Regions from separate parts of the Homo sapiens genome. Here all the other regions are linked to region 3. The links are chromatin loops, found by intact Hi-C in ENCODE. Cell type or tissue: Caco-2. All regions are shown on one strand.

Evidence for each region. Peaks named below come from ENCODE experiments on the same cell type or tissue, not always from the same donor. Only the 100,000 strongest peaks of a DNase experiment are listed, where the experiment ranks them.
Region 1: a loop joins it to region 3, with 2.0 times the contacts of the local background. A loop is called at or near these places in 3 of 110 quality-filtered maps.
Region 2: it touches region 3 in a loop (2.1-fold over the local background); 4 of 110 quality-filtered maps call a loop at or near these places.

The regions. Positions count from the first base shown.
Region 1 is chr11:92,325,303-92,329,302 of GRCh38, forward strand. The region is part of intron 1 of FAT3 (FAT atypical cadherin 3); the gene reads left to right. Among named protein-coding and RNA genes, the nearest start is that of FAT3, 100 kb to the left of the region's middle. In Caco-2, no CTCF peak of the experiment used is centred here; no DNase peak of the experiment used is centred here.
Region 2 is chr11:92,209,428-92,213,427 of GRCh38, forward strand. No RefSeq gene overlaps it. Among named protein-coding and RNA genes, the nearest start is that of FAT3, 13 kb to the right of the region's middle. In Caco-2, a CTCF peak has its summit at 2,378; a DNase peak (open chromatin) is centred at 2,374.
Region 3 is chr11:92,265,059-92,269,058 of GRCh38, forward strand. All of the region lies in intron 1 of FAT3 (FAT atypical cadherin 3), which reads left to right. Among named protein-coding and RNA genes, the nearest start is that of FAT3, 42 kb to the left of the region's middle. In Caco-2, no CTCF peak of the experiment used is centred here; a DNase peak (open chromatin) is centred at 1,973.

The DNA of each region.
Region 1 (4,000 bases), 60 kb after region 3:
AGAAATTTTTGCTGAGAAAGTGTAGAAAGCCCTTAGGTTGATGGTTAAGTTAGAAACTTTGGCCCTATTATCAGTGACTCCCTAGGTGTACACAATGAGTATAACAGTTTTTTGTTGTTGTTGTTTGTTTTTTGTTTTTACCTTAGTCTTCTTCCTCTTCATTTTTTTAACTCCTTTTTAAACCTGTGCTTTAATTGCAGGTAGACATTTTCTCATTCTGACAGGCAACTCCTTACTTTAGCCCTCATTTGACGTGTGGCTAAAATTGTGTCTGTGCTTTGGAATGCAGGACTTTGGCATGTCTGCAGCAGCTTGAGTGACATAGATTAAGGGACATTCTTCTTTTTTTGAGATGAGTCTCGCTCTGTCACCAGGCTGGAGTGCAGTGGTATGATCTTGGCTCATTTCAACCTTCACCTCCTGAGTTCAATTGATTCTCCTGCCTCAGTCTGCTGAGTAGCTGGGACTACAGGCATGCATCACCACGCCCAGCTAATTTTTGTATTTTTAGTAGATACCGGGTTTCACCGTGTTGGCGAGCATGGTCTCGATCTCTTGACCTCGTGATCTGCCCGCCTGGGCCTCCCAAAGTGCTGGGATTACAGGCATGAGCCACCATACCTGGCCGGGCCATTCTTTATTTGTGGGGATGTGTATATTTCTTTTATGCATTACTAAGCCCTTTCAGCTTATGGTCTAGCTCTCAAGCCATATCCATGTTGGTGAGAAAGTTTAAAACACACAGTAATTCTTGGGTAGGCAACATAATATTGCAGACAACCAGTACTGAACACCAGAGTCATGGAGGCTCCATCATATACTAGCTATGTGATTCTGAGCAAGTAGTTTTTCTTTGAAGCTTCAGTTTACCTATCTGCTGAAATGTGAAAAGTGGCTAATTAAACCTACCTCATAGAGTTGTCGTAAGTGAAATGACATGGGGTTGGACATATTTGCTTTCTAAAGAAACGTGATGTTATTTCAGCAATACCAGGGTAATGAATATTGTGTAGGCAAAAACAATCCTGTACAATATTGCAGACTTCAGCCTAGTTTTTGTGCAAGCTGCTTTCTGAATTAAAGGAATTAAAAACCAGGGAAAGAGTTGATCCTAATCCTTCTAACCGCCTTCCATGTGAATTGAACACACTTAATGTCTGTATTACTTATTGGATGCGGTAGACAAAGAAGGAAACATTTCAACCAGCCATCTACCTGTCCGAAAGCCCAGCCTTTCCTTTAGGACAACATCTCTTCCTTTCATTGCCTCCATCAGGATGGTTGTAGTTGATGGTGGATATAATAGATGTGACCTTATTTGACCATGGCTGGCTCTCCACCAAAGGGCATCCAAATAAATAAGCATGAAGCCTGTTGCTCCTAACCCACTCTGCTGGGACCAGGCGCAGCCCGCTAGTGTATTTTCCTTGTACAGTCTGGAGGAACCCAGCCTCTATCCCTGCTTCATCAGAAACTGGAGTCTTATTTTCTATTGGCTATTTACTCTCAAGACTTAGAAATAGGGACCTATATTGACTCACTTCTTATTTAGATTACTGAGTAAAAGTATAATAATTCTTTAATAATTCTGGGAACTGAAGCTTTCTGGAGTCAGCATTCACTGGCCCAGTGCAAAGTAACTGCTTTTTTATCCTACTATTGCACTTGAGAGGCAACTTGAAGTTTCCTTTCCTTTACTCAGTCACTTTTCAAGGGGAAATAGGAATAATCAGAATTTTAAGATATTCTGTATGCAGTATAGGTGCATTTTAAATAATATTTATTAAAAGACATGGAGTTACTTTTGCTTATCATGCAACTTATTACTGAATTTTTCTTTTTTGTCTGTGTTGAAAAGAAAAAGGTGGAAGAAAAAGACTTATGTAGGCTTCCTATTAAAAGGCACCTAGACTGAATAGAAGATTCCCTTTTATTTTTTTTTCTACTTGCAAAGCCAAGAGTCAGAGCCATGGAATCAGAGAATTCAAGTTCTTTATAGTTCAAGCAGAATGAAGCAGGGAATGGACAGAAATAGGTCATATTGTGATCGCAAAACTAGGACAATGAGGAGTTTCTTGGAGGATTCAAGCTCTGATGGATTCTTACTTTGGGGCAGAGCATTTCAGAAAATTCAGAAGCCAAGAGATATAGTATATGGCAGCCTCTAAAATATTTTAAAAACGCTTACTAGTCTGCATATTCTTTTCTTGTAAAAAGAAGTTAAAAGATGCGTTTTCTTTAATCACTTGTCAAGACAGTGGCTTTCTCCAGGATTATAAGACAGTGGATTAAATGTATCTTTCCCATTGCTTGTGGCCCTTGAATGATTTTCAGACATCATTGACTCCACACATGTTTAAAACGGAGTCAGCAGCAGCAACCCTTTCAGTAGCTGAAAGCTCCGGGTCCCATCCACTGGGTCTGCAAGTAAGTAGCCATTTGGCAGTGACTCTGAGGAAGTCACTTAACCCAAGAGAGTTCTCACCAATAAAACAAGGGGGATAGTTTGCCTCTTTAACTTCTAAAACGAGTATGGTATTCTCACTTTGGAGTGCAGTTTCAAGGTAATCTTGGAATTCTTGAACTGTTGCTCTTGATCTAAACAGTTACAAAAAGATGGAGAGAGAAGAGGCAGAAATTTCCATGAGTCCCTGTGTCTACCTTTCTTTTTCTCTTTCCAACAAGAGGATAGGGTGGTGCCCATGAAGGCTATGATTTTCAGCCTTGCAGACAGCTCTGGGAGTTGTTTGGGCCCCAGTTCCTGTCTTGTTCCTGCTGCTCATCCATTTAGGATTTGAGTATCTCTCTCATTCCTTTTTCTTCTCAGTTCTGCCTGGACATTAAGTGCTTTTGACTCCCATACCTTACCCACTCTTGCCCTCCTGCTTCCAAATGCAACTCCCTACCTCCTGTCAACTCCTGCACTCTGAACACGAAATCATACTTAGCTAGTTGCCAGATTATTTGATTAAAGCAGTAGAAGCTAGGGTGACAAACGATGCTATACTTCAGGGATATTTGCATTTTTAACATCTGGTCCTCCTGAAAGGGATCTCCAGTTGGTGAAATATACACAGGAGATAAGAATAACTGAAATGCTTTTGTTCTATATAAAAGGCTTCATATTGATCATTGAGTTTTCTGTAATCATCGTACAAGGTAAATGAACTAAGTAGTGATATCCTCTGGGTATTTTATTTTATTTTACAGCTGAACCTCAGGGATTAATCAGAAATTGTTCAGGGTTATCTGCCTAGAAAGTAACAGAGAAAGAACTTGCACTCAAGTCTTCCCATCCAATGCTCTGGCTTCTGTAAGAGCCACTACTTCCCAAGTGCCACCTTACGAGGCACGTGACAGCCGTGTGTATAGGGGACATAATGACTTTAGAAGTTGACTGCTAAGTTAGATGTAATTCAAATCCATGTGCCCTCAGGTTTGCAGCCATAAAACATCGATTACCACCTTTTTGGCTTTCCACATATTTTAAAAAGTGGATTCATTGAAGACAGAGGTGATGAATTGTGTGGCATAGAGAAGTGGGGATATTTTTTAACTGTGACTTCAGCTGTTGTCCACCTGGGGAGGGAGGTGGGGTGATGTGACAGTGGGGTAAAGCACTAGGCCACCATCGACTTTGAGGCTTTAAAAGACTGTTTAAATTACCAGATTATAAATAATTACTTAAAAACCTTCAAACAATAAAGAAGAATATGAAATAAAATATACTATCTTTCTCTTTCACTATTCTAATCCCTCTTCTTTTATTTTTGAGTGTGTAATCATCCAGACTTTTTTTTTTTCAATACCATACAAAAATTGGTGCTATAGTTTCAGCATGCCTCTTTTGCTAGGTATTACATGTGGGGGTGCTATGGTCCACTCCAAACCTCATGTTGAAATTTGATCCTAATGTTGGAGGTGAGGCTTAATAGGAAACCTTTGGGTCATGGGGGTGGGTCCTTCTTGAAAAGATTAATGCCCTCCCTCCGAGATGAGT
Region 2 (4,000 bases), 56 kb before region 3:
TGTCCAAATTTCACCTCTTTATAAGGACACCAGTCCTGTTCGAGTCCACCCTGATGACTTCATTTTAATTTGATGATGTCTGTAAAGATCCTACTTCCAAATACGTTTATATTCTGAGGTTCCAAAGGATAGGGCTTCCACATATCTTTTTTGAAAGACACACAGTGCAACTCAATAAGGAGTTAAACCGGGAAAGGTAGCTTGGGAACAATTGTGAGGAAACATTTATTCAAATGAATATTATAAATAAATCACATATCACATGACAAATATTTTGCTACTAAAAAAAGTTTTATAACATAAATAAATGGAAATGAATTTAGGATATAGAAAGAGAAACACTATTGTATCAATGCAGAGAAAGAGCTCTGCAATTAATCATTCTAAATTTAGTGGCTCGAAACAACCACTTGAAACAACCGATCATTATTCTGATTGTGTACCTATGGGTCAGCTGAAGCCCATCTGATCTAGTCCGCACTCGTCTGAGGAGGCTCAGCTTTAAGAATTGCTCATCCTCCTTGGATAACTGGGCCAGTTGGGGGCATGTTCTTATGACAGTGTCAAAAGGGCAGGAGAGTAAATGGAAGTAACTCAGGGCTATCACTTCAGCTCATATGTAATTAGTAAAAGCAAGACTTACGGCCGAGTTCAAAGTTTAGAGGGAGCAACTATAAAGTTACATGGCAAAGGGAACAAATACAGAGAGGAGTGATGAATTGGGAGCCATCTCCCTCTGAACTTTGCAGTCAAACAGATCTAAGGTAATGTGAGATACAAAGATAGATATTTAAAATTATTTTGTTACCTATTACATAACCCCTTTACTCTCTTTATAGCAGGCAATAGCTTGTTCCTGTAGAGTATCTGTAAAATTCTCTCTCTTCTTTACTCATTATCTTTTAACCTTCTCTTATTTTATGGTTAAAGAAGGAAACAGTCGATATTCAAGACAAAATGATAAGGACTAATAATGGTAGAATATAATATCTTCCCAGGAACACACTGAGGGACTCTGCCAAACCTAGGTAGGTTTTGCTTACTCCATCACAATGAGGTAAAAGTGGTGGAATTTCAGTTATATTCTGAGGTTTGGCACAATCTTCCCACTGTCCTTAGGTGATTAGGGGCATCCACCTAATTCAGCCATATGTAAAGTAATTGTGGTGCTAAAGGATACCAGAAAAGCCTCTCTGCCTGTTTCTCCTTATCAATCATCACCAATTGACAGTGATGCCAAGGGCTGTCAGGATGCCTCCTAGAAATGTGGATTAAATCTAGACCCTGAGACTGTGTCCAACTCTGTGGTCTGACAACACCTTTATGCTGTCAGTACTCAATCAGTGCTCTTCCCCTTCATCATTGTCAGTAATATCATCCTCCCACCAGTAAATGTGAACTCTGCCTCACAGCCATGGCAGCTCCCACAGACCTGAAGTGTGAACCCATCTCTGGGCTTCAGTTGGCAATTGAATTGCAGCAGAAACCATACCAACTCCTGATGTGTGAAAAAGACGAGGATCTGAATGGCACTGTGCTTTATCGGCCATAAACACACAGTTTATGAAGAAAAAAACTTAAAGGAAGGAATAAATGACTCTTTAGGTTCACTACTAATGGCTATTCTTTTTCTCTCTAATTTTAAAAGTAGAACGTGGTCATAGACAATTGGGAAAATTACAGAAAGGCATAAAGAGAAATACAAAAATGACCCATAACAGCACCACGCAGAGATAACCACAGTTAACATTTTATTGTTTCTCTTTCCTGTCACTCTTGCATACAGATAAATACATATTTTACATAAAAGTAGATCACAGAAAATAGATGACCCACTTTTTATTCATCTTTAATATTACGGGCACTAACCCAGATCATTTTCATTAAATATTATTCAGAAACATGATTTTTATACATTAGGGTAGTCCACTTTCACATTTCTCTCTGTCCTGTTTGGCATCCATGAGTCCAAAATAAGGACCTCATATTAAGGATAGTTGTTGCTAAAACGTTGACTTTCCATCCTCAATGTTTGTCATACACTGGGTCCTCTAGAAAGTGTCTGTGAGAGAGGGTATGTGGGCTATTAACTGATTGGAAACACAGTTGAAGGAAGCAGTAGCAGAGGATGAGGGGAGAGAGGCTGGGAAGGATGGAGAGTCAATACAATAAAGCATTTTCCAGCAGGTTGCCACAGGACTGCCTGGGAAGCTCTATAATCAGAATCGAAAGATCATCCATAGGAAGACGGAAGGAGACTATCCACATGCAACCATCTGCTGCTGGATGAAGATTCACTCCACAGAGTGCCAGTGTTCTTGCATTTCTGGGTTGCACATGCACGAACACCAGGTGGAGTCTCTTGCCATGGGCCTGAGGCAAAGCCCTGTCAGGCTGGAGCTGTGTGGAGTCATGGGAGCTGGTGCACAGCAGCAGCTGGAAAAGAAACAGGCGGGTCTGATGTACTGCAAAAAAGATGTCTGATTCAATGCCTTGTATACAACTTTATGGCTATTTTTAAAAAAAGAGACAAAAACCATAAATGTTTAAAAGAAATATTTCATTGTTATTTTGACAACGTTAGGCCACAAAGAGAGATAAGAGAGAATAAAACTGTAAAAGTTTTCTTTTACAGGAGAGCAGAGTTGGTGCATCTTATCCTAGTAGGACAGTCACAGGCACCTGCAATTCCTTTCCTTCAAAATCCTCCTAGTAACAACTGCTCTGGGATGTCTTTCTTTATTATTCCCCCTGAATGAGCATTGTCTAGTGCACCCATGGCATTTTTGTACTCTCTTCCCTCTGCAGTCACCATGACAGTATTGTAGGGTGGGTTCTCCACTTAACAGAGTAGAAATTGCTAAATACAACGGTTTAGCCTTTTGTATCTATGTATGTACTCAAAATTGTGAAGTAACTTCAGTCAGAATTTTAGAGGTAAGAACACTTTATTTAAACACATAAATAATATCAAATTCCCATTCTGTAAATAGCAATACTTTAGGCAAGTTCAGTGGACATGGAGATTAAATGAGGTATGTCAGTGAGGCTGCAGATAAGGTAGCACAAGTATACGAATGTCTTGTCCAACAAACACTGCTCAGTCACCCACTTATTCATGCCAAGCACGAATAAGAAGTAAAGAAGAATCAGATACAACCTTTTATTTATTTTACAGTTAAAAAAGGAGCACTTTATATTTGTTACAAGCTGAAAGTGCATTTTTGTATATATTAACTAGTTAGATGTTTATTCTAACCCTGGGGAATGGAAGTTAAGGCCCCAGGCTCTGGACTAAGAGAGGTGTCATTTCAAGTCTCACTTATGTATAAAACAAAAAGAATAATGATAATATGAACTTTACTGGGTTGCTGTGAGAATAAAATAAGATAATGCATATAAAGCACTTAGTACATTGCCAAGCATAAAGTAACTTAATAAATATTAGCTGTTTGTTATATTGTTCCAATTTCACAGTGAGTTTAAATGCATTGTTCAGGATCCCATGTCAGGGTGGAGTTAGAAGAACACTTGTTTTCTGTCTTCCAGGCTAGCAATATTTCTTTTGAGGTACAACACTGAGAAGCACAGTTGCTAGTTTCAGACCTCCTTCCCTAACACTCAGAGCAACTTTCTGCACTAATGGACAGTCAATAAACACGGTTGAATAACTAAGAGGTGGAAGACTGTAAGTCAAATTATATAGTTGCTAATGTATAAAAAAAACAAAACGTGTTTCAGTGCTTTGCTTGGCATTGCTGGGGAGAATATTAAAGATATCAAACATTATCGGTTCCTTTGGTCAACTGTCTGGTGAGAAAAGATTTAGTTGCTCAGCTCATGAACAAATCCTTCAGAGATAGGTTATGTTTTAGCAGAGTTGGCCTGAGCACTGAGCATCAAGATATTCAGGAGATAATTCAAGTTCTCATCATCTTGTCAGGTGAAAAGCAGGGCGTGGTGGTATTGACTGAGGAAAGGAAAGGCTTTTTGCTTCTCA
Region 3 (4,000 bases):
CCGAGTCTAGAAATCACCACAGGTTCCCTGGAGCTTTTTATATTAGAGTATCTTCTTCAGGACTCAGTATGTGAATTAAGAGGACCACTGAAGAGTCAGCTGTAGCCAGTTCACTTATTTTTTAGTGACCTGGGCCCTGAAACTCTGTATTTGCGTGATAGAAAACACATTGCCTTCTGCTTGACTAGACTAGGAACAAAAATTGTTAAGGAAATTAAAAACAAATACTTTTATATATCCTCTCCTTCTATTACGCTGCCGTATGGTTTTTCTTCTCCCTCCCTTACCCTTCAGTATTGACTGCGTTCCAAGCATGGTGTTGGGAGCTGCAGATAAATTGGTGAATGGGGAAGACGTCTTTTTCTGTCTTCACAGCATCCCAGTCTCTGGGGAAGGCAAATGAGTAAACAGGAAATTATACTATGGTACTAAGCCTTCTCTTAGAGGGCAAGGGGAACACTTCTGGTGTGGGGTTGGGAGAATCTGGGGGATTACTAAGGTTGGGTGTCTTAGATCATTTGGGCTGCTATAACCAAAATACCATAAACTAAGTAGGCTATAAATAACAGAAATTTATTTCTCACAGTCCTGGAGGCTGGTAAGTCCAAGGTCAAGGCACTGGCAGATTCGTTATCTAGTGAGAGTCCATTTCCTAGCTCATGGACAATGTCATCTCCTTGTGTTTCTATATGGTAGAAGGGGCAAGGCAGCTCTCTGGTGCCTCTTTTGTAAGGCACTAACCCCACTCATGAGACTCTACCCTCATGATTTAATCACCTCCTAAAGGTCCCACCTGTTAGTACCACCTTGGGGTTAGATTCAACACATACATCTTTGGGGAAGACAAATATTCAGATCATAGCATTGGGGAAAGGGCAGGACGCTCCAGACCTCTTTTTCCCTTCCTTCCTTTCTACCTTGGCCTTTTCAAGTCCATCATTTCTTGATGTTTTTTGAACTTAACTTTAACATTTGTCCCAGCTAAAATTATGGCTTCAATAATTACTTTTTATTATTGAACATAGGATACAATTTGTAATATTTTCCTCCAAGACTTTGACTTGCAAGGAGATTTATCTTAGGTTCTAAATGCCTCTTTTAAAGGAATACCAACTAGTGTTTCATTAAGGGAAAAAGACATTTCTCTTCGAAATTCATTGAAGTAGCTCTCTGAGCCATTCATATGGTTTATTTCATTCTCTAGTTTGAGAACCTGGCCTCACTATGAAAAAGTGTCTAAATACCCTCGACAATGTATTTTCTCTTTAGTATGGGCAGGAGCTGAGGAAGTGTCTTCAGGACCAAAATGCTATTTATTCCGTGTTTGACACGTACAAATCCTCTTTGATAAAATGTCATTAGGGAGGCATATTGAGCTGTGTGGCCTCAGTTGATAGGTACTTTTCAGCTTTTATCACTGTCTGTGTCAGAAAATTAAGTGTAATCTAGGGTGTTTTCATTCCTTTTATTAATTCTAGCGGGTATATGTTATATTAGGGAATTTAGTAGAACATTTTGCCTTTGAGAAACACACGTCCCTTTCCACTCTAACAGCCTCAGCCTTCTCAGTCTGGAGTGTCTGTGGCTGAAAAAGCCTTTTTGCCCATCCTCGAGTAGCAAGCTCTCTGCTCAGGGATGGCAGAAATTGCAGAGACTAATTCCTTGTTCCATTTTGTAGAGAGAGTGTTTCTTCTGTTTGTTGGGATGGTGAATATTTGCCAGAAGTTTTATGGAAATGCCATTAGAAAATCTAGGCTTGGTTCTTGGGTGCCTTTTCCTGATTTCACCTGATGATCTTCATTCTCTGTGATTCATGCTCCATAATTCTCAGTTAACTCTGGCATATCACCCATGGAGTTACATTCTGTGAGCAAATGGCCCATTAGCATGTGTCTGTGTGCTGCTCTGGGCTGATATAAATCTTCTGAAAGAACTTTGGACTTTGCCACTGCTCCAGTCTGGTGTGGAAGGGCATTGAGAGGCTGCCTGCCTGACACTGCCTTGCCTGTCACGCGGGTGTAGCTTTCTCAATTCCCATCCTGCCGACTTTTGCACCAACTCGCTTATTGAAAATGCTTACTCAAAAAGAAGCCTATTTGGCATTCATGACTTTATCATGTTCTTTATTATTCAAGACAGAAAAAAATGGGGGCAAAGACAAGTTCTTATTTATTTGTATGTGCCTACATTTCTTAAAGATGGAAATGGTGTTGAGATTGCTAATTTTGGGCACATTCTTTCTTGTTCTTAAAGAATTTCTAAGTAAATGCTGAAACCTTTTCCCAGAAATCTAATTAGGTAATTAGTTCTGATTAGTTAACTTTAAGCATAAGAAGAGAATGATGGATATGTATTGACTCCGGACAAGGGGAAGGAGACCACAGAAGCTGGAGGTCTCCTTAGGAACCTGGAAAGAGCACAGAGTTTGGCGGAGGGTCCTTGGGCCAAGAGTGGCAGCTTGGGAACAGTAGCTTTTAGAAGGGAGCAGCTCCAGGGTTTGGAAGTATGAAAAGAAAAAAAAAAAAGTGGTGGTGGGAAATGATCCCAAAGAAAATGATCTACCAGTTAGACTTCTCACCTCCTATCCATTTTTTATATCCTCTGATTTAAGTTGCTGAAACATAGTTTTACCTAGAAGAATATTAAAGGAAAATAAAAAGAAATCTTTAATTCTGTTCTCATCGGAAGTTATTGCTTATCATTATTTATTTGCTGATACTCTTTTCCTAAGCTAACACCTTAAAATTAAGTAATTCAAATCTGTGAAAATCCTTTATGGAACTGCGTAAGGCTGTGTCCTTTGCAGGATGACATGTATTAACACTTATTTATTAGGCTCTGGGGAGTTGGTTTTCAGATTGAATGAAGTAGCGCTTTGTCTTGTAGGTGCACAAATTACTGAAAATTGAGGTTTTTCTTCCTTCAGTGTACATTACCAGCATTATAGGCTTTTAGAGTATTAAAGGAATTTAAGTTATCTGCCCTAAGTCCTTCAAAAAAAAAAAAAAAACCTAATCAGTTCAGAGAAGGAAAAGGAGAAAGAAAACAAACACTGGTCCCAACTCTGTGCTAATAGCTTTCAGTACCTTATCTCATTTAATCTTAGCCCTGACAGATAGCTATTATCCCCATTTCACATGTGGGGTAACTGATACTCAGAGAGGTTGAGGACCTTGCCCAGGGAAACACAGCAAGAGGCAGAGATAGGTTTTGAATTTAAGCCTTTGTACTGCCAATGCCCATACCTTTTCCACTACCCCACATTAAAGCCACTCAGCTCCTTAGTGATGAAGAGAATGGACCTAGCTGCCTTAACTTCCCTAAACAGAGATCTTTTCCATAGATTATATGACGTACTTTGGAAAAATCTGAACATGTTTGACAATTGTAACAGAAATTGGTATAGATTTCCTTTTTTTTTTTTAATTTTTAAAAGATAAAAATAATTTTCCTTGAGTCTGTAATTTCAAAATTAACCCCCAACCTTCCCCATTCTTTGTAAAAGTTTGGTTCCTTGCGTAGATAGAAGCTAATTGAGCTTTGAGACACATCACTAACTTAATTTTAATCTCTGGTTGCTCTTCTATATTTACTTCTTTTCCATTCAGATGATAATTATGCAACTGTGGTTACCCTGATTAATGTTTTACATATTTCCCCAGGCATTCATGGAGATTGACTAAAATATAAGTTACCATTGGCTTCAGAAAACTTCTGATTGGCATTTAGAAACATGTACAAAACATACCCCTTGGTAAGCAGTGTTCCAACTAACAATTTTCCTCCTTTTAAGGAAAGGGGAAGAAAAAAGAAACATTTTCAAGGGAGATTTTTGTTGCAGTAAAGGGAGACTATGGTTTGAAGCTATTATTTTTTTCCATTTCAGCCTTTTACTTTGTATGGGAAAAAATTTAAAATGGATGTATTCAGGTGTTTTTAACATGATGAGCTGGAATGGAATGCAGAATCAGCTCCTTTTCCCTCTTCATCTCAAAGGAAA